Linked DNA regions of Homo sapiens: region 1 is linked to region 2. A link is a contact called in ENCODE Hi-C or POLR2A ChIA-PET data. All regions are on one chromosome and are shown on one strand. The core of a region is the stretch at or near the end of the contact, and the rest is flanking DNA. Distances in the headings are between cores, read along the strand shown. Region 1 holds the start of PTAFR (platelet activating factor receptor). Region 2 holds the start of FGR (FGR proto-oncogene, Src family tyrosine kinase).

Region 1 (2,700 bases), core at 163-2,662, 540 kb before region 2:
TCCTGTCGGGACCTCAGTTTCCCTCTCTGTGTAGGAGGTTGTTGGGTCGGCTGATGTATCTGAGGGACTTGCTTCTTTAGACAGGGTCCACCCCAGTGCCTGGTGCCTGGGGGTGCTCAGATGGTGCTTGTTGGTTGGTTGAAGGAATGAGTGGGTAAATGGACTGGAAACTGAGGCAGATACTCTGGCTCACCTCTCACTTATGCACACGGGATGCCCCCACCAGCTCACTTTCACACATACCCTCACACCTACACTCAGAGATTCATGTGCATTCACCATCGATTGTCCACCCCTCTTCACCTGCATGCTCCCATGAACTCATACGCTGCCAACCCACACCAGCCTGGGTGAAAAAAAAAAAGAAGAAAGTATGTCCAAATTTGAATCTAATCAAACCTGTTTTCAGAAAATACAGGAGACAGAGGAATAGATTAAAGGACCTCACAAGGAAGCAATCAACCAAGTCCAGAATATAGAACATTCTACTGGACAATGGAGCCAGTTCTCTCCAGAAATCAACCGCATGAACAAAAAAACAAACACAGGGCCAGGCTCAGTGGCTCATGCCTGTAATCCCAACACTTTGGGAAGCTGAGGCGGAAGGATCCCTTGAGCCCAGGAGTTTGAGACCAACCTAGGCAAAACAGGGAGACCCTATCTCTACAAAACACGGTCTCAGGGAGCTTCCACCTCCACCCCCACAGATCTGTTCCCATGGGGTTTCTGGGCTCAATGTTTCTTGGTCTCCAGGGAGGCCCTGCCCTGTCATGCCCCTGACCACAGTGGCTCTTCCGAGCTCCTCTCTTCTCCCTCCACTTTATATCCCAGCGGGCATTCTCTTTCCTCCACTCCCCTTCTTTTATTTTCTCTCTCACCCCCATCCAGAGACGCACAGACCCAAATGTGCACAGGCACATGCTCGCTGTCTGTGTCTTGTCATCTCGTCTTTTGTCTTGGATCTTACCTTGTCTTTGTCCCTGAATCTCCTTGTTCCTCTCATCTCTCCCGGTGTTTACATCTGTCTTTTTCCCTGAGCCTCGCTCCCTCCATCCATTCCTCCGCCCTCTCATTTTTTTTCCCGACTCCCTCCTGCCTCCTCCCTTTCTCCTTTGATTTTCCTGGTCCCTCATCTCTCCTCCCTCCTCTTTCTCACTCTCATGCTCCCTTTTTCGCTCTCTTGAGTACATGCACTTGCTTTCTCTCTCTTGCTTTTCCTCTTTCTCACCTTAGCTCCTGGCCTCGGGCGCTGTCTACACCCCACCCCATCCCTCGCTCTTTGAGAAGCCTCTGTGCAGTGCCCAGGTCCTGGCGGCCCAGCTTGGAAGTTCCTGTGGTACCCCTTGAGAGGCCCTAGGGCCACAGCATTTCCTCCCAGGGGTGACTTGGTAGTGATACGCTCTGTTTCTTCACTTCTGCAATTGCCAGACAGCATAGAGGCTGAGGCTGGGGCCAGGACCCAGACAGAGACACACGGTCACTGCAGCTGAAGCCGCTGCCCCTGCTACAGGTAAGGGGGAATCCTGGCCCCTGCTGGGCAAGGGGGAGGCATATAAAAATGTCCTCAGGAGGCAAACCAAGGTCATGCCCCCAGGCTGCACCTAAGCAGATGGGTGCTTCTATTTCTTTTCTTTTCTTTTTTTTTTTTTTTTTTTTTGAGACAGGGTCTCTCACTCTGTTGTCCAGGCAGAAGTGCAGTGGCGCGATCATGGCTCGCTGCAGCCTGGACCTGCCAGGCTCAGGTGATCCTCCCACTTCAGCCTCCCGAGTATCTGGGACTAGAGGCATGCTCTACCACGCCTGGCTAATTTTTGTATTTTTTGTGGAGACGAGGTCTTGCCTTGTTGCCCAGACTGGTCTCTAACTCCTGGGCTCAAGCAATCAGCCTGCCTCGGCCTCCCAAAGTGCTGGGATTGCAGGCTTGAGTCACTGTGCTCGGCTGCTTCTGTTTTTAAGGGATTTTTCTGGCACCTTTCTCAGGCCCAGAGTCTCATGTTTAGAAATAACTTCTAGTGTCCAAACATTCCTGGAGAACCCAACACCCAAGTTTGGCTTTTCTGAGGCTGGGGCAGTGCTGACCCCAGAGATCCCACTGGGAGGTGTTGATGGTGGTGATGGTGGCAGTGCTGACCCCAGAGACCCTACTGGGAGGTGGTGATGGTGGTGATGGGGGCAGCTTGGATCTCAGGGAGCCAAATGACATCTACTTGACTAGCTGTGTGGTCTTGGCCAAGTTACGCTCCATCTCTGTGCAGTTTTCTAAATTGTCAAATAATGATAATCCCATCTCCCCCACAGAATTGTCGGGTCATATAAAGGATCTGGTACAGGGCGGGGTACTTAGGAACTCACTAAATGCTAGGTTTGCGGGGTGGGGAAGGGGGTGCTGAAAATAACCAGGTTCTTATACACAGGGCCAAGCCCACAAACAATAGCCCCTATCAGGTCCCAGGTGCTGGGGACAGGGCCCAGGCTGGCACCCACCGTCCTCTGCTTGCAGGAGGTCCAGACATGGGGCTGTGCACTCACTCACTTGTGAAATATGACAGAACCAGCAGGCTCTCTCCCCACACCTCTGGCTGCTCTCCTTTAGCTCTGACTGAATACCCAGCTGTGTTCCAGGTGTTTGGGGTGGTGTGTGTGTTGGGGGAGGCGGTAGGGGTGGGAGGTGTGTTGGGGAGTGCTAGAGAAGCAAAAGAG
Region 2 (2,700 bases), core at 92-2,591:
CTATCAGACAGAGAGACTGGAACTGATAGAGGATGCTACCGTTTCTCTTTTTGTTTTTAAAAATCTTTTTCCACATGTTCTAAGATACTCAGTTTTTCTTCCTTTTTTTTTTTTTTTTTTTTTTTCTTGAGACGGAGTCTCGCTCTGTCGCCCAGGCTGGAGTGCAGTGGCGCCATCTCGGCTCACTGCAAGCTCCGCCTCCCGGGTTCACACCATTCTCCTGCCTCAGCCTCCTGAGTAGCTGAGACTACAGGCGCCCGCCACCACGCCCGGCTAATTTTTTGATTTTTAGTAGAGATGGGCTTTCACTGTGTTAGCCAGGACGGTCTTGATCTCCTAACATCGTGATCCACCCGCCTCGGCCTCCCAAAGTGCTGGGATTACAGGCGTGAGCCGCTGCACCCGGCCTTTTCTTTCTTTTTTTTAAAAAAAGTCATTTTCTGCAACAAAACCCACATTCTTTTTTTGTGTTTTTTTTTTTTAAGGCAGGGTCTTGCTCTGTCACCCAAGGTAGAGTGCAGTAGCTCAATCACAGCTCACTGCAGCCTCGACCTGCCTGACTCGAGGGATCCTTCCACCTCTGCCTCTGCAGTAGCTGGGACCACAGGTGCACACCACCACACCGAGCTAACTTAAGAAAAATTTTTTTTGGTAGAGATGGTGTCTCCCTATGCTGCCTAGGCTGGTCTGGAATTCCTGGGCTCAAGCAATCCTCCCACCCAACCTCCCAAAGTGCTGGGATTACAGGCTGAGCCACTGCCCCCAGCCAGTTACTCAGTTTTTCTAAAACTTGGGTGCCTGGGGGAGGCTGACACCCTTCCCACTCCTCTGAAAGGCAGTTTCCTAAGGGAAGGGTCTTCTGCTGCTCACCACCCTTAACAGCCCTGTGTCCCCAGTGCTCAGCCCCTGAGGAAGGGAAGGCGTGCTGACAGGGTCCATGTGATCCATGTCCAGTGGCTCTGGTGACAGCAGTCTGAAGTCAACTGGCTGTGAGAACTCGAGTAAGGCCAGTCCCGATCTGGTCCTCAGTGATGGAGAAAAGCCCCTCTTAACCTCCAATTCAATGATCCTAAAAGAGCAGGTGCTTCGGGGGTGCTGAAACTGCGCTTTTGGAGGGGGCTTTTGGGAAGGCCGGGCTGGGGACTCAGGTCTGGAGGGTGACAGAGCCGACCTCCCGTAAACCAGGGAGGAGGAAGGTGGGGGCGGGTGGGCCTAGGATCTGGGGGCGCCTCCTCGCTGCGGGGAGCTGGCTTGGGGCTAGGGCGTGACTGTCTCCCTGCCACCATCACCGCCCGCCGGCCGTGACTGCAATAAGAGAAGTCCGAGGCGGCTTCCTCCTCCCTGCCCAGCAGGGGCGGCGGTCAGAGGCGGGCAGCACCCCAGTTCTCCCCGCACGCCGGCACTCGCGGCTGCTGGAGCCCCGGCTGGCTCACCCCGGGGCCGGGCAGAATTGGGCTCCAGGTAAGCGACAGCGTCGGGTGGGGACTGGGCAGGTCAAGCAGTGCCCTCCCCCTCGAGGCTCTGGAGAGAGGACTGGGGGTACACGGGAAGAGAAGCCTGAACCTGGGGGTCGGGGGACACATGAGCAAGGTGACAGCCAAAGGGACCCCAGCCCGAAAAGGCCTAAGGAGGAAAACGGGCGACCTGAAAAGCAAGGCTGATAAACCTGGAGGAGAGGGCGGAGGGGAGCACGGGGGAAGCCGACCAAAGGGACCCCCAAAAAGGTCTAGTGGGTAAAATGGAGGGGACTGATAAGAGTTTAGGAAGGGGGCTGAGGTGGGGGAGAAGGATTAAGGGGAATCCCCAGGACGGTCTGGGGGAGAAACTGAAGGGATCGTGAGAGTGGGACTTTGGGGAGAAGCCGACGGGTCTGATGGGTCCAGGAGAGGGGAAATGGGTGGGGGTGCTGGAGGGAACAGGAGAGGGAGCTGGCGGGAAGGGGGTTGAGGAGAACGACTTCTGGAGGACGGAGAACCTGGGGTGCAATTGCGGGTCCAGGAAGTTCCCCTCTTCCGAGCCGGCCGAAGTCGGGGTGAAGCCCACAGCCCGCAGGGTAACGTTAGCGGCCGCGACCGCGGCCCCGCGACCCTCTCGGCCCGCCCTTGCGGTAGGTTCCGGGCTGCAGGGGACTCCTGCCGGGCGCGCGAGGCGTGGGTCCCCGCTTCCTGGGGAAGTCCCCGCCCTCGGCAGGGACAGGCCTCTCCGGGCGCCCCCTCCGCGCCCGCGGCGGTCTCGGCCCGCGCTCCCCGCTGGATCCGGGAATTGCTGCCGCCCCGACGGAAATCCTGCCTTTGACCGCGAGTGCCCGCAGGGGCTGCCTCCAAGGCAACGAGAGGGCGGGCCGCGCTGGGCCGCCGCGGGGCTCCGGGTGGGCGCAGCCCCCTTTGCTCTCCGCCTTCGCCCCCTTTTGGAATCCTCGGTCTGGTGGGTGGGGGGTGGGCTTCCCGACCGAGGTAGGAGGCGATGCCGCTGTGTTCAGGGATCCTGGGGTGGAGGATCTGCTGTTTGAGAGACCTGGGTTCTTAGCAAGACTGGGCCCTTAATTGCTGTGTGACTGTGGGCAAGTTACAGGGCTTCTCTGGGCCTCACTTTCCTCATCTGAACTATGGTGAGAAATGATCCTTGTGTCCACTCTTCCCCCACGAGAATCAGGTGCAGAAAGCAGTTTTTGCTGAGTGTCCTGAAGGGTTAAGGGCTATC

The links. A loop is a pair of places that touch in the nucleus more often than their neighbours do. ChIA-PET counts read pairs that join two places held with the same protein, here RNA polymerase II (POLR2A). Pooled maps may share reads with other maps.
Region 1: a map with no recorded cell type shows a loop between it and region 2 (4-fold over the local background). The contact joins the promoter of PTAFR here to the promoter of FGR in region 2. A Hi-C loop is called at or near these places in 8 of 37 single-sample maps with no recorded cell type and 5 of 50 pooled maps. POLR2A ChIA-PET finds 5 or more read pairs at or near these places in 1 of 52 experiments (naive thymus-derived CD8-positive, alpha-beta T cell).

What each region holds. Positions count from the first base shown.
Region 1 is chr1:28,175,402-28,178,101 of GRCh38, reverse strand. It overlaps PTAFR (platelet activating factor receptor), which reads left to right and starts at 1,412. Exons shown (of 2, transcript NM_000952.5): 1 at 1,412-1,510.
Region 2 is chr1:27,633,826-27,636,525 of GRCh38, reverse strand. It overlaps FGR (FGR proto-oncogene, Src family tyrosine kinase), which reads left to right and starts at 1,341. Exons shown (of 13, transcript NM_005248.3): 1 at 1,341-1,461. RefSeq lists a silencer at 2,216-2,265.